Linked DNA regions of Homo sapiens: region 1 is linked to region 2. Evidence: read pairs that join two places in POLR2A ChIA-PET (ENCODE). Cell type or tissue: PC-9. All regions are shown on one strand.

Evidence for each region. Peaks named below come from ENCODE experiments on the same cell type or tissue, not always from the same donor. Only the 100,000 strongest peaks of a DNase experiment are listed, where the experiment ranks them.
Region 1: POLR2A ChIA-PET joins it to region 2 with 21 read pairs; 2 of 35 experiments call an interaction of 5 or more read pairs at or near these places.

The regions. Positions count from the first base shown.
Region 1 is chr9:38,240,625-38,248,624 of GRCh38, forward strand. No RefSeq gene overlaps it. Among named protein-coding and RNA genes, the nearest start is that of ALDH1B1, 150 kb to the right of the region's middle. In PC-9, no CTCF peak of the experiment used is centred here; a DNase peak (open chromatin) is centred at 4,547.
Region 2 is chr9:37,598,677-37,606,676 of GRCh38, forward strand. It overlaps a transcript of FRMPD1 not described here. Among named protein-coding and RNA genes, the nearest start is that of TOMM5, 10 kb to the left of the region's middle. RefSeq lists a silencer at 1,560-1,742. In PC-9, no CTCF peak of the experiment used is centred here; a DNase peak (open chromatin) is centred at 4,365.

The DNA of each region.
Region 1 (8,000 bases), 640 kb after region 2:
GGCAGATGGAAGTATAATGCCTTGTTCTAACTGTGTTGATTCATATTGTTTCATTTCTACTTTTGAAGGAGGAACAACTTTTGTAATTGAGAGACCTAGTTTACAAAAATATAGATTGTAGAATGCAGTCCGGAGACATACTCTCAAAAATATCCACGTTTAAATTCCATTTCTTAGTTCCAATTTGACAGTTTTCTGTAAAATTAGTAGTAGAAGTAAGAAGATACAGGAACCAAAATGCATTTGAAAGCATGGAAGGAATTAAAACTTATTTAAAGAAAAATTAAATGATGATATTTAAGAAAATATATTCTTAATGTTAAACAAGTTGGAGATCATTGATGCCAACTTCTTTAAGGAAGAGAATATGAGAAAAAAAGTCAGAAGACCAATTTTAACTGTGAATTCTGTAATCAGCATGATTATGACCCATATAAAATTTCAAAATCAAGTTGTATATAATATTTTTAAATAGAACTTGAATAGAATATTATTTTTAGAAGAAGGGTTTGTAATGCTGAAAAATATTATGGTCTTTCATTCTTCTAAATGACATATAATTTGAAGAATTTTGATGAAATTGGACTACTGTATGTGAAAATTTACAATGGAGAGGAGGTCGCGGCGCCGGAGGCCCCAGAAGGCTCGAAGGCGCCGCGGGCTGGGGTCGGTGGCTTAGGGAGCCCGTCCGGCCATGGTGGCCGCGGGTAGTGGTTGGCGCGGCTGCGCTGCGGCCCGGGGCAGTGCGGAGCCGGGACAGTCGCGGCGCTGACGCCCGCGGGCCCCAGCTGCAGATATGAAGCGGAGCCGCTGCCGCGACCGACCGCAGCCGCCGCCGCCCGACCGCCGGGAGGATGGAGTTCAGCGGGCAGCGGAGCTGTCTCAGTCTTTGCCGCCGCGCCGGCGAGCGCCGCCCGGGAGGCAGCGGCTGGAGGAGCGGACGGGCCCCGCGGGGCCCGAGGGCAAGGAGCAGCCGCCTGCCTTGGCCTCCCAAAGTGCCGAGATTGCAGCCTCTGCCCGGCCGCCACCCCGTCTGGGAAGTGAGGAGTGTCTCTGCCTGGCCGCCCATCGTCTGGGATGTGAGGAGCCCCTCTGCCTGGCTGCCCAGTCTGGAAAGTGAGGAGCGTCTCCGCCCGGCCGCCATCCCATCTAGGAAGTGAGGAGCGCCTCTTCCCAGCCGCCATCACATCTAGGAAGTGAGGAGCGTCTCTGCCCGGCCGCCCATGGTCTGAGATGTGGGGAGCGCCTCTGCCCCGCCGCCCCATCTGGGATGTGAGGAGCGCCTCTGCCCGGCCGAGACCCCGTCTGGGAGGTGAGGAGCGTCTCTGCCTGGCCGCCCCGTCTGAGAAGTGAGGAGACCCTCTGCCTGGCAACCACCCCGTCTGAGAAGTGAGGAGCCCCTCCGCCCGGCAGCTGCCCCGTCTGAGAAGTGAGGAGCCTCTCCGCCCGGCAGCCACCCCATCTGGGAAGTGAGGAGCGTCTCCGCCCGGCAGCCACCCCGTCCGGGAGGGAGGTGGGGGGGGTCAGCCCCCCCCCCGGCCAGCCGCCCCATCCGGGAGGGAGGTGGGGGGTCAGCCCCCCGCCTAGCCAGCCGTGCCGTCCGGGAGGGAGGTGGGGGGATCAGCCCCCCGCCTAGCCAGCCATGCCGTCCGGGAGGGAGGTGGGGGGGTCAGCCCCCCACCCGGCCAGCCGCCCCGTCCGGGAGGTGAGGGGCGCCTCTGCCCGGCCGCCCCTACTGGGAAGTGAGGAGCCCCTCAGCCCGGCCAGCCGCCCCGTGCGGGAGGGAGGTGGGGGGGGTCAGCCCCCCGCCTGGCCAGCCGCCCCGTCCGGGAGGGAGGTGGGGGGGTCAGCCCTCCGCCCGGCCAGCCGCCCCGTCTGGGAGGTGAGGGGCGCCTCTGCCCAGCCACCCCTACTGGGAAGTGAGGAGCCCCTCTGCCCGGCCAGCCGCCCCGTCCGGGAGGGAGGTGGGGGGGTCAGCCCCCCGCCCGGCCAGCCGCCCTGTCCGGGAGGGAGGTGGGGGGGTCAGCCCTCCGCCCGGCCAGCCGCCCCGTCTGGGAGGTGAGGGGCGCCTCTGCCCGGCCGCCCCTACTGGGAAGTGAGGAGCCCCTCTGCCCGGCCAGCCGCCCCTTCCGGGAGGGCGGTGGGGGGGTCGGCCCCCCACCCGGCCAGCAGCCCCGTCCGGGAGGGAGGTGGGGGGGTCGGCCCCCCGCCCGGCCAGCCGCCCCGTCCGGGAGGGAGGTGGGGGGGTCGGCCCCCCGCCCGGCCAGCCGCCCCGTCCAGGAGGGAGGTGGGGGTGTCGGCCCCCCGCCCGGCCAGCCGCCCCGTCCGGGAGGGAGGTGGGGGGGGGTCGGCCCCCCCGCCCGGCCAGCCGCCCCGTCCAGGAGGTGAGGGGCGCCTCTGCCCGGCCGCCCCTACTGGGAAGTGAGGAGCCCCCCTGCCCGGCCACTACCCCGTCTGGGAGGTGTGCCCAACAGCTCATTGAGAACGGGCCAGGATGACAATGGCGGCTTTGTGGAATAGAAAGGCGGGAAAGGTGGGGAAAAGATTGAGAAATCGGATGGTTGCCGTGTCTGTGTAGAAAGAAGTAGACATGGGAGACTTTTCATTTTGTTCTGCACTAAGAAAAATTCCTCTGCCTTGGGATCCTGTTGATCTGTGACCTTACCCCCAACCCTGTGCTCTCTGAAACATGTGCTGTGTCCACTCAGGGTTAAATGGATTAAGGGCGGTGCAAGATGTGCTTTGTTAAACAGATGCTTGAAGGCAGCATGCTCGTTAAGAGTCATCACCAATCCCTAATCTCAAGTAATCAGGGACACAAACACTGCGGAAGGCCGCAGGGTCCTCTGCCTAGGAAAACCAGAGACCTTTGTTCACTTGTTTATCTGCTGACCTTCCCTCCACTATTGTCCCATGACCCTGCCAAATCCCCCTCTGTGAGAAACACCCAAGAATTATCAATAAAAAAATAAATTTAAAAAAAAAAAAAAATTTACAATGGAAATTAACTGCTATGCTGTTGATAGGGCATCAACTTGTGAGGAGCTAAAACCTTAAATTGTTTTCTAAACTCTCCCATTGATGTTGAGCAATACACTTGCATCAATAATTTACTAAATGTATTTCTGAACACTTTTATGGCTCTCAGAACATATTTAACTTTGCCAATATTGGTTGCCAATGGAGAACATAGCTTCCTGAAATTAAAATGTATTTTAAATTACTTAAGGTTTGTAATCTGTCAAATCTAGCAACCAGTTCTAGGGAAAATGAGATATTGGAGCAAGTGAGTGTTAAAATGATTATAATTTGTGTTCATGAAAGCAAGATGCCTGTCTTAGCTTAGATTTCCCTGAAAAGCAGAGGCTAAAACAAAGGTTTGCGGGTGTGTGGTTTATTTGTGGGAACTGACCCCCAGTGAACTGTAAAATGTGAAAAAGAAAAAAAATCTATCCAAGCTATGCAGCTGGACACCACCCTGAACACCTGCGCTCCATCTGGTGGGACCCTGTGAGGAGCCATGTTGAATGCCTTCCAGAACCATCTGCCATGGGGCAGAAGAAGGGTATATTTCTGCACCTGTGCCAATCCCCCTTTGATCAAAGGTTGCTGCCCTGTGAGAGGTTAACTCCCTTGTACTTCAAAGTTTGCACATTTGTCAGAATGCCGTATGTGGCCACAGCAGAAAAGCCCCAGAAGCCAAAAACAAGAGGGTTGAGGAGGGAACAGGGGCGACTGAGTGAGCTGCTCTCAGGTTAAACTTGCACACAGCTGGTTGTCTCAAAAACAGCTGGAGTAGAAAAGGTTGCCTAGAGGATGTGAGGTGGGGCATAAAAGGGGTGCTGTACAACATATTTAGCAATTTTAAAACAATCATATTCTAGTTCTAATTACAGTGAGTATGAGTTTAAAATTTCTATTTCATTTAACATCCTGTATTTTGGTTTAATGTACATACGGTACAGAAATTTTAAGTATACAGCTCAATGAATTTCGAGTGTTCTTTGATGTTCTACAATTTTCTTTTTGTTACATATACAAAATGACTGTTATAATAATGATTATTAAGAAATAATGGGCCGGGTGTGGTGGCTCATGCCTGTAATCCCATCACTCTAGGAGGCTGAGGCAGGTGGATCACCTGAGGTTAGGAGTTCGAGACCAGCCTGGCCAACATGGTGAAACCCCGTCTCTACTAAAAATACAAAAATCAGCCGGGCGTGGTGGTGCATGCCTGTAATCCCAGCTACTTAGGAGGCTGAGGCAGGAGAATCACTTGAACCCAGAAGGCGGTGGCTGCAGTGAGCCGAAATTGCACCACTGCACTCCAGCCTGGGTGACAGAGCAAGACTCCATCTCAAAAAAAAAAAAAAAAAAAATTAATAATGTAACTCTTTTGAAACTTCATGTGGGAAAGGGGCATCTTTTTCTCATTTGCCTTCTGATGCCATGTGAACCGGCAGTTGGACCTCTGAGGACAGAGATGTGTGCCCTGAACAGGGTAAAGATGGACACTTCCTCACTCAGTACAGAAGGCTTGGGAAAGTTGTGGTCAAACTGGTTTTTTGTCATTTGAAGATTTATGAAACCTAAGCTAGGAGAACTTGCTATTTTGAATATCTCACAATATGAGGACTCCATTAAAGCAGGGGAAACTGTATACTTAGCTTTTGGAACATTGAAATTTCCTGCTATACTTCCTTCCACTTCCCTTCTTAAACTTTTTTGCCCTTAGTAAGCACCTTGGCTGGTTATGGTTCCTTGCCTGGTGGAAAACTCACATCTGCATTCCTGAAGAGCCTACGGCATTAGACTATGCTGTTATTTATTTTATTTTATTATTTTTTTTGAGACGGAGTCTTCGCTCTTTCGCCCAGGCGGGAGTGCAGTGGCGCTATCTCGGCTCACTGCAAGCTCCGCCTCCTGGGTTCACGCCATTCTCCTGCCTTGGCCTCCAAAGTAGCTGGGATTACAGGCCCCAGCCACCACACCCGGCTAATTTTTTGTGTTTTTAGAAGAGATGGGGTTTCACCGTGTTAGCCAGGATGGTCTCGATCTCCTGACCTCGTGATCCGCCCGCCTCGGCCTCCCAAAGTGCTGGGATTACAGGCGTGAGCCACCGCACCCAGCCTATGCTGTTATTTTAATGAACGTTTACCATAAGCCATGGGGGTATTAAGAGGCATTCCAGAAAAATCTCCTGGGTTCCAGAAAGACTCCTCTTTGTCCTCATCGTGTAGTAGCAGCTTACTTCCCCTTTGGTAATCAGGACTAATCACTCCAGTGAGGACACTACCTCCTTCCTTGCCTCTTGGTTAAATGGCACGGGGGGCCCAGAGTAGCCAGGGGGCAGTCTGAGCTTCCAGTTCAGTGGACTATGGTTGTGTCCATTGATGGAAGTGGCTTTCCTTTGGGAATCAAGACTTCTGCACCAGGGAGCTCAAAGCCACAATGATAGAAATGAAAATGTTGCTTGTGCTTCATTAAGGGTAGTTGTGGTATGAACTACTTCTGTTTCCTTCCATTGATTCCTGGACCCATGAATGCTAGCTGTGGGAGAAACAGTAGCAGACATTGGTCACTGAGTTAGAGCATATACCCCATTCCACAGGACATTACCTCAGCCCTGCAAAGGTTTGTCACTTGGCAGGTGCCATAAATGAGTCTATCAAAGGCCAATCCATTGTTGTATCAGGCCTGCTGTTTAGAGGATGTGGTCAGGTCAATGATTTCTGTGACCTTGAACCAAAGGATTATTTCAGGGCAGTCATCAAAGCCTTGTCTTTTCCTACCTGGCCTTGAGTTGGTCACTTTAAGCCCAAGGTCACCATTTTCTTTTTTCAAATTCATCATCACAGTCAGAAGTAGCTAACTAACCTACAGTCCTTACATGCTGTTTCCACTGTTCTGTTACAGCAGCTAGTCGGTCACCTGACTTTTTCTCCACGTACCTGACTTCAGGTGACTACAGGTAATAACTTAAGGAAATGTTTTGCCACTTTGTGCCATGGACTACCATGATTTTGCAATGGTGACATTTCTGCCCTTAATTCTAATAGTAGTGAAAGAATTTCACATTCCCATTCTTAAAGACCAGTTCCCCTGAACAACTAGTGGTTTCATTGAGGAAAACAGAGCTATTATAAGTATTATGGGAATAAAGGGTTTAACACAGGAGTTGGGGCTTATGCAAATCTGGGAGTAGTAGTGACAGTGAGGTTCTAGAAAGGGAATGTTGAAGCATTGGAGAAACCATTGGTAACCACTTCTGTCTGAAGCCAGGTGCAGCTGGCGGGGACGAGCTTGTGGGAAAGTCTGAGGAACTGCATGCATCTGGCCACCAAAGTGCATCCATGGGGTGAGAGTTCACGGGGTGGTCGGCAAAGCTTTGGTGTCCGTTGAAGCTGCCATGCCTAGTGACGCTGCCACTGTGCCTGACTGGCATTCCCTCCCAGCAGCAGTGGCTTCCCTTTTCCTTCTTCCTTCCAAATTTTGCGTGGGTTTCTCCCATCAGTAATCCCCATCCTGGAAACACACACAGCAAACAACATACTGGGAAGCATCATTCCAGCCTGAAACAGGAGATGGTGCCAAGTTGACAACAAGACAATCCAGCCCAATGTCCAACAATGGGGGATTGGTTCAATAAATTACGGTAGGGCCATGTAGTAAAATCCTACACAGCCTGCATTCATCAGGGATCAACCAGAGAAACATAACCAGTAGGTTATATATTCATTTATTGCTTGTTGCTTGCTTGCAAGGAATTGGCTCACATAGTTGTGGGGTCTGGTTAGGAGAGTTCAAAATCTGTAAGGCAGCCAGCAGGAAAGGCAGGCTGGGACTCTTGGGCATCATCTGAAGCTGCAGTCCACAGGTAGGATTTCTTCTTCTTCAGAGGACCTCAGGTTTGCTCTTAAGGCATTCCAATAGATTGAGTCAGGCTCACCCAGATTGTCCAGGATAATCTCCCTTACTTACAGACAACTGATTATGGACCTTAATCACATCTACAAAATGCTTTCATGGCAATATCTAAATTAGTGTTTGACTGAATAACTAGGGGACTGTAGCCTAGCCAGTGTGACACACAAAGCTGACCAACCCACAGCCATAGAAAAGAATCACATAGATCGATATGTGTAATGTGATAATTGATGCTCTAGAAGAACATTAAATGATATGGAAAGGTATCCAAGAAATATTAAGTTAAAAAGGCAGGTTCTAAAACAGTACGTAGAGTATTATTTTGTTTGTGTAAAAGGATGTCTAAGTATAGAGAAAGTAGACTAAAATATCACACGAGAATATTCAGAATGGTAATTACTGAGTGCTGAAAGAATGGGTAATGAAAACGTTCTCATTTTTGTGTATGCGTATTTCCTAAATCATTTACAATAAATACATGATACTTTATAGTGAGAAAAAGTTTAAATATTCTATTTTAGACACATTAGGAAACCTTGCTAATTAAAGAACAGTAGGCCCCTTCGTGGTGTGGGGCGTGGGGGAGGGATTTCCTCTCTCTTCTCCACTCCCTAAGCTTCTCCTTCTCTATCTACTTGCAGACACCAAAGTTATTTGCAAGACAGAAAGCTCTCAGGTCTTACAATGGAAATCTTTCCCTCTTATTCCTTTCCCTAACAAGTATGCGTGGATGCTGTGGGTGAGACGTTGAAAGTAAGCATTTTAATTTAGTATACACAGTGGAGAGAACCTTTAATATAATATTAATTCACTGTGCAAACTAGCAAGGTTTAATAACCATGTGAGCCATCGGGAATCCTGGTGTGACTCAAAATGACATCTGCATTAATGGTCTAATTAATAATGCATATGTTAATAAAATCTCATTAAAGCCAAAGTACAATTATTCACGTAGGATGCAATTCTTTAGCATCTGTGGGCCAATGTAGTGCTTTGGTGATGCCAGTTGCAATTTCCAATGATAGATGACCTTTTAATTCTCATTAATTGATTAAAGAGGCAGTGATTAGTGT
Region 2 (8,000 bases):
CCTTTGGGTATTCAGTTGCTTACATATTTTCTCTATAAATAATACTTCAGTGAACATCCTTGTAGCACTTATTTTGTGCACACTTAAAAATTTCCCTGATCATTAGAATTACTACCTTAAATTCAGAGTTCTCAGTTTTTCCTAGTGACCCTCTTTTTTCTGAGGAATAGGGCACACTCTGGCCAAGGGTGTAGATGTCAGGTCTCCAGGCCTTTAGAACTACAAACAAGGAAATGGGAGATTTTGTTTTTAGAAGAGGTTTGCTTTCTTGTGCTAGAAGTTATTTTGCAGCAGGAAAAGTAAAATGTACTGAGGGCTTAGTTTGCATTGACATCATTTAGAGCACATACTAATTTCTAGCCATCTCCCTGCAGAGGTTAGAGCTGATTTTGCCATCATTCCCATCCCATCCCCATTACACAAAAGACACATGCATACGTTATGAAAATGTGCTTAGGCCGGGCGCGGTGGCTCACGCCTGTAATCCCAGCACCTTGGGAGGCCGAGGCGGGTGGATCACGAGGTCAGGAGGTCGAGACCATCCTGGCTAACACGGTGAAACCCCGTCTCTACTAAAAATACAAAAAAAAAAATTAGCCGGGTGTGGTAGCGGGCGCCCATAGTCCCAGCTACTCGGGAGGCTGAGGCAGGAGAATGGCGTGAACCCGGGAGGCGGAGCTTGCAGTGAGCCAAGATAGCGCCACTGCAGTCCAGTCTGGGCAGTCCAGCCTGGGTGAAAGAGCGAGACTCCGTCTCAAAAAAAAAAAAAAAAAAAAAAAAAAGAGTGAAATAAAATAATGTACATAATGTGCCTGGCTTATGGTGGACACTTTATAAATCGTAGCTACTACTAATAACAAGACATAATTTTTCAGTAGAAAAATTATGAATTGAGCATACTCTAAATGGAGCAAGTAATTTTTTTTTTTTTAACCACAACAGTATCTAAAAGGCCAGGCATGGTGGCTCATGGCTGTAATCCCAGTACTTTGGGAGGCTGAGGCGGGAGGATCACTTGAGCTCAGGAGTTTGAGACCAGCCTGAGCAACAAAGCGAGACCCCATCTCTACCAAAAAAAAAAAAATTTAGTTAGTCATGGTGGTGGCACACACCTGTGGTTCCAGCTACTCCAGAGGCTGAGGTGGCAGGATCGTTTGAGCCTGGGAGATACAGGCTGCAGTGAGCCATGATCGTGCCACCACATGCCAGCCTGAGTGACAAAGCAAGACCCTGTCAAACCCAAACCAAAAAACTCCCAGTATCTGCTATCATTAGTCAGTCCCATTTAAATTATCCCTGGCCTCTGATTCACAGTAAATCTTTTTTAAAAAGTGGCAGAGCACCCACAGTCCTCTTTTCCTCACCTCCTATTTATTCTTTTTTTTTTCTTTGAAATGGGGACTCTCTCTGTTGCCCAGGCTGGAGTGCAGTGGCGCGATCTCAGCTCACTGCAGCCTCCACCTCCTGGGTTCAGGCTATTCTCCTGCCTCAGCCTCCTGAGTAGCTAGGACTACAGGTGCGTGCCACCATGCCTGGCTAATTTTTGTTTTTGTTTTTTTGTTTTTGTTTCTGTTTTTGTTTTTAGTAGAGACGGCATTTCGTCATGTTGGCTAGGCTGGTCTCAAACTCCTGACCTCAAGTAATCCACCCACCTCGGCCTCCCAAAGTGCTGGGATTACGGACGTGAGCCACTATGCCCGGCCACCTCCTATTTATTCTGCAGCCTAAGGACAGGTTGGGCTTTTGGCCCCATCTGTTCTCTGAAACTCCTCCTTTGAGAGAAATCCTTATTGCCAAATCCAGGAGATTCTTGTGGGCCTCAAACCCTCTGCAGCATTTGACACTATTCGCCACATGGCCTTTTCAGGAAAGCTCTCCCCTCTTAGCCTCAGGGATACCACATTCTCTAGCTTTCTTTTCACCTCACTAGATGCTCCATAGCCTCCTTCCACACTCTTCCTTGGGTCACACTTAAATGGCAGCATTCTTTAAGGACCTCTCCTGGATCCCCTTCTCTTCTGTACCCATGGGCAATCTTGCCTGGCCTCAAATGCCATCTTTAGGCTAATGATTTACCACATATGTCACCAGCTCACTTCTCTCCAGAAACACAGAGGTGTATATCCAACCGACCTCCTAACTTCACTGTCTTCTCAGATGTCCCATGGGTACACACTTCACCTGTTCAAGGCAGAACCAATCCTCTTCCCATCTGTCTTAATCCATTTGGGGCTGCTATTACAGAATATCTGAGACTGGGTAATTTATGAAGAACGGAAGTTTATTTTCTCTCAGTTATAACGAGACTGGGAAGTCCAGGATCAAGGTGCTGGCATCTGGTCCAGTGAGGGCCTTCTTGCTGTATCCTCACATGACAGAAGGTGGGAGGGCAAGAGAATGCCCACTCCTGAAAGCCCTTTCATAAGAGCACTAATTCATTCAAGAGGGTGGAGCCCTCATGACCTAAATCTCCCATTAGACTCCACCTCCTAATACTGTTGCATTGGGGATTAAATTTTCAACACATGAAATTTTGGTCACACATTCAAACCATAGCACTCTTCTAATCAATCTTAACTCTTATGCTGTCTAGCCCAATGACTGGCACTACCATCCATTCCCTCTGGTTGTTAAAGCCAGAAATCTGGGAGTCAACTTGACTCTTGCCCCACCCATAGGCCCTACCTTGAATTAACCACTAAGTTTTGTTGATTCTATCTCCTTAATATCTCCAAAAGTCATAATATTCTTTCTGTTCCCACTACTACCACTTTTGCTCAGGCCACCCATTAATTGGTCTTTATTCTGTCTTATCCTCCCTAGTGCGTTGTCTACCTTGCAGCCTGAGTGATCTTCCTAAATATACATTTTATAGTGCAAAGACCCAAAGCAAAGAGTTTGGTGAGCTCAGGGAACATCCAGCAGATCGGTGTATGGAGATAGAGGCGGGAGGTTGAGTGGGAAAAGAGAAGAATAGAGGAAGAGTGAAGAAGAGGCAACAGGTTGAGGAAGAGAGTAAAAAGGGATGATGTTGGTGGGAAGATAGGTCTTTGCACATGAATTCTTTCTGATTAAAATTCCTTTTCCTGGCCAGGTGTGGTGGCTCACGCCTGTGATCCCAGCACTTTGGGAGGCTGAGGCGGGAGGATCACGAGGTCAGGAGATTGAGACCACGTGGTTAACATGGTGAAACCCCGTCTCTACTAAAAACACACACACACACAAAATCCCTTTTTCTATCTCTTCATCTGGCTAATTCCTAATGTCATTCAGAAATAGCTGGGTGCAGTGGTTTATGCCTGTAATCCCAGCACTTTGGGAAGCCGAGGCGGGCAGATCACCTGAGGTCAGGAGTTCAACACCAGCCTGGCCAACATGTTGAAACCCTGTCTCTACTAGAAATAGAAAAAAATTAGCCGGGAGTCATAGCAGAAGCCTGTAATCCCAGCTACTGGGAGGCTGAGGCAGGAGAATTGCTTGAACCCGGGAGGTGGAAGTTGCAGTGAGCCAAGATTTCGCCACTGCACTCCAGCCTGGGCAACAAGAGCGAAACTCCATCTCAAAAATAAATAAATAAATAAATAAATAAATAAATAAATAAATAAAATCACCTTAGATATCACCTTTTCCAAAAAGTCTTTACTAGTTTAGTTAATGGTTACTTGCCAGTGCTGGTTCCTTAGTTGTAACCATGGTACCACTGTAATACAGGATGTTAATACTGGGGAGACCAGGGTGAGAAGTATATGGAATTCTCTGCACTATCTTTGCAACTTTGCTATCAATCTTAAACTATTCTAAATAAAAAGGTCATGAAAAAAATTCCACTAGCTCTCCTGTGCTGGCTTAGCTGCTGCTTCTGTGTGTCTATGAGACCTGTGCCTACTCTTGTCCAAGCGTCAAAGCACTTAGCATAATATCTTACCATTGTCTATGTGTTTTTCTCTTCCACCAAAATAAGGATGGGAATCACGTCTTCTCATTTTTGTATCTCTCATGCCAACACAGTGCCTAGCAAATGAGAACTGTTTGGTTATCTCCTAAGTAAATGTTTATCGTAAATAAGTTTATTTTAGGGGGCACTACCAAAGCTCTTATTACAGGGTAACCTGAAATTATAGCAAAAAAGAACCTAACAGTCTCAGATATTAGAAATGACTTGTAAGCTCTGTTTGCTCCTCAGCATGGAGGACTTGGCAGACCTGTAGTGATGGATATACTTGAACATCCCGTGCATCCCCACACACAGTGTTTCTGTTTCCGGGAGAGCCACGTGATCCTTGTTCCTCTGAAGGTAAAGAGTCCCAGGCCAGCTGAGCTGGGTTAGTTCACTCCAGGTGAGCCTCACAGGCTGCTGCCAAATCCCAGGAGGGTGTGGACTGTGTGCGAGTGCAGGAAAGCCAACTAGGGCAAAGGGCAAAAGAACCAGTTGGAAGAAGAATGACACCACAGGGAGATGAATCTCCAGTTAAGCAATTCTAGTCCCAGCTCTTGCATTAATGAGCTGCGTGACCCTGGCCAAGTGTCTATCTCTTAGTAGGCGCCAGAGTCCATATCTGTAAAATGAGGGCTTGGATTGGCTGGTCTCTACAGTCTCTTCCAGGATTGATGCTGGGATTTGGTGATCAGTGTGAAGACTGTGGACACTGGTGGAAGGAAGGAGGTAAGTGTGTGTTAGGAGCATACGGCAACTGAACCATTGGTTTGGGTTAGCAGGCACCATGAGCAAAAAAACAAACAAAGCCAAAAAAACGAGTTAGGTCAGAGATGTGTTTAAGTCATCCTGGAAGTAGAGACTTCTGGGACACAATAGTTCGACCGCTGTGTCTTAAGGATTTAACTCAGATCCATCAGAAGGAAACATTCCTAAGTATTGCAGTGGGGGAGGTGGGTGGCAGAGCAGTTGTGATTTATACTTAATAGAATGATCATATTTGGGGAGGTTTTTGTGTTTATTGGCTAATAGGTTTTTTGTTTTGTTTTGTTTTGTTTTATTTTGTTTTGTTTTGTTTTGTTTTTGAGACGGAGTTTTGCTCTTGTCGTCCAGGCTGGAGTGCAATGGTGCAATCTCAGCTCACTGCAACCTCTGCCTCCTGAGTTCAAATATTTCTCCTGCCTCAGCCTCCCAAGTAGCTGGGCTTACAGGTGTGTGCCACCACGCCCGGCTAATTTTTTGTATTTTTAGTAGAGATGGGGTTTCTCCATTTTGGCCAGGTTGGTCTCGAACTCCTGACCTCAGGTGATCCGCCCACCTCAGCCTCCAAAGTGCTGGGATTACAGGAGTGAGCCTGTAATCTCATTATTACATAGTTTTGATTATTTGCTTTTCACTGAAATTATCTGTAATTTAAGTGTTGGAGATGATGCAAAGAGTACCACCTGGAACTTGGCTGGGGCAGGCATGGCAGCAATGCAGTGTTTTTGAATGCAACTGTTAAGTGTGCGAATTAAAATTATTTGGAGTTTGAGGCTATGAACTATAAAATCATAAAAATTCAGCATTTTCTTAATCTAAGTGAAAAAAAATCCAGTTTATTTCAAAGTTTACCTTTCCTGACTAGGTAGTAGTGGCTTTGGTGATTATATTAAAGATTATATTAAAGAAAAGTGTCTATTTGCCTAATTGAGTAAATATATTGTAACCAATCATTACTAGTTAAGAAGATCTAGTACCTGGTAGAGAACTTAGGGTGAGTAGAGAAGAAAATAACAGCGTGATTGTTAAAAATCCTAAGAAGATTCTTTTTGTTCACTGTATCAGAATTTCTGAGAGGTGGGTGGAAACACCCACTTTTGTCCCTGAAAGAACTGGAAATATGTAGTCACAAGGTATGCTTAGAAGCAGGGGCTTCTTGCTCAGAGCAACTCCTTCCAAATCTGGTCCTCCTTCTGTGTGGACCAGGTTTTCTTTCCTTCTTAGAAAAATAGTTATGTAATGATTCACTTGTGTTCAGGGATGGTAGAAAATTGCTTAACCTCATAAAGATTTTGGATTTAAATCCTGATGGACAAGGCACCAGCCAAATGTTAGCGTGAAGATGTGTGTCCTTGGTCCTCAGCATTGAAGTGGGCCAAGAGCAAAGAAAAGACCTTCCTGAAAAATGAGGGAACCAGCCAGAACCAGGGAGAATGAAGGGAAGTGGGCCAAGCATTAGGGCCGCAGGAAGAGGAGCCAAAACCCCAAAACAGTAATAGTTAGCATTATTGAGCATTTCTGCTGTGCCAAGCATGGTTCTAAATCATTGAATATAATTCTCACATCAACCCTCTGAGGCAGGCTCTATTATTTCCACTTTACAAATGGAAAAGTCAGGCATAGAGAGGTTAAATATTCATCCAAGGATAATCAGATAGTACATTGTGGAGCTGGAATACAAATCCAGGCAGTTCCACTGTGGAGTCGTTGCTGTTAGTCACCGTGCTTCAGTGCATATATAACCTTTTGATATTGTATATGACTTTCAGTCTGTGCTTCCAGTACCCAGCCTGGGGCTGGGAAGGTAATGGACTTTGCTGGATGTTCCTGAACTGAATGGAACCCAGCAGACTCAGCCTGTGCCCAAACCTGGTACCTGGAGTCTGTGGGAGGCTCTGTTTGGCTCAGCACAATCCTTGGGAGAAGCAGAATGCTAGTCAGTCCCTGAGGGCTGGCAACAAAGCCCAACCCAGCCAGCTGACAGATCATGGCAGGACTCCCCCTTACTGCATTGAAAGGGGTAGGAAAAGCATGGGCACTCAAGAACCCAGAGCTGACGGAGATGAGAAAGCAGCCTGGTCATTCCATAGCACATACTGAGAACCCACTCTACACCAGCCCCTGCTCTGGGCACTAGCCACTGTCAATATAGAATTAGATTGTACATATTCTGTGCCCTAGAGGAGCCCCCTGCTAATGGTGAGAAAGGCCACCTATCTGATAGGACTTTGGAAATTGCCTTAGGACCTCTGTCCTGGTTTGTACAGCAGATAAGACTAATTCCAAATCATATTGTCATTCTGGTAGAATTTTATTTATTTATTTATTTATTTATTTATTTATTTATTTATTTACTGACTGAGACAAGGTCTCACTCTGTCACCCAGGCTGGAGTGCAGTGGCATGATCATAGCTCATCACAACCTCAAATTCTTGGGCTGAAGGGATCCTCCCACCTCAGCCTCCTGAGTAGCTGGGACTACAGGTTCATGCCTGGGTAGTTTTTAAATTTTATGTAGAAGCAGGGTCTCACTTTGTTGCCCAGGCTGGTCTTGAAGTCCTGGGCTCAAATGATCCTTCCACCTCAGCCTCCCACATAGCTGGGATTACAGGCATGAACCGCTACACTCAGCCTTACGGAAGTTTAAATATTCAGCTCACTGCCCACTAACTGAAATCAGGAGATGGGTTGTATAATCTGTAGACCCCTGGATGAACTTTTTGGAGCAAGGATGTAGGGGCTAAGGTTATGGCAGGTCTGGGTAGACAGAATCTGCAACAGGACTCTGTAATTAAAATGGCAGTAGAGATGGTTGGATAAGAGAGGGGAGAAGGAAAGAAACCTGCTCTTGTATTCATAAAACAGTAGGGCATATTTATCCCGGTGGAAGAGGGCATTTATTCTGTGTGCCAGCCATGGAACCATCTATTGGATCAAGCCTCTTGAGTGATGAAAAAATTGTTGTAGACTAGGGACTTATTTGGTGATGAAAGTGATGTCTGATTTGCTTGTTGTACTGGTGGCATTCTTTGTATTGCCTTGTTTCACTCTCAGAAGTATTCTGGGTTGGATGACAAACTTTATGGTCACACTGCCCATGGACAAAAAGATACCTGTATTTTTCTGGTGGCCCTGAGTTCTAAATTTTAAAGCCAAAGAGAGGTTGGTGTATAAAGCACCTCTTGCTAAATAGCGTTTTCTTCTGGCACCACCACGCTGAATATGCACAAAACTCTTTTCTTTTCCCTCTTAGCTTGGCTGGAAATATAAAACTAAAATTTACTTTAAAATTAATAGAAAACA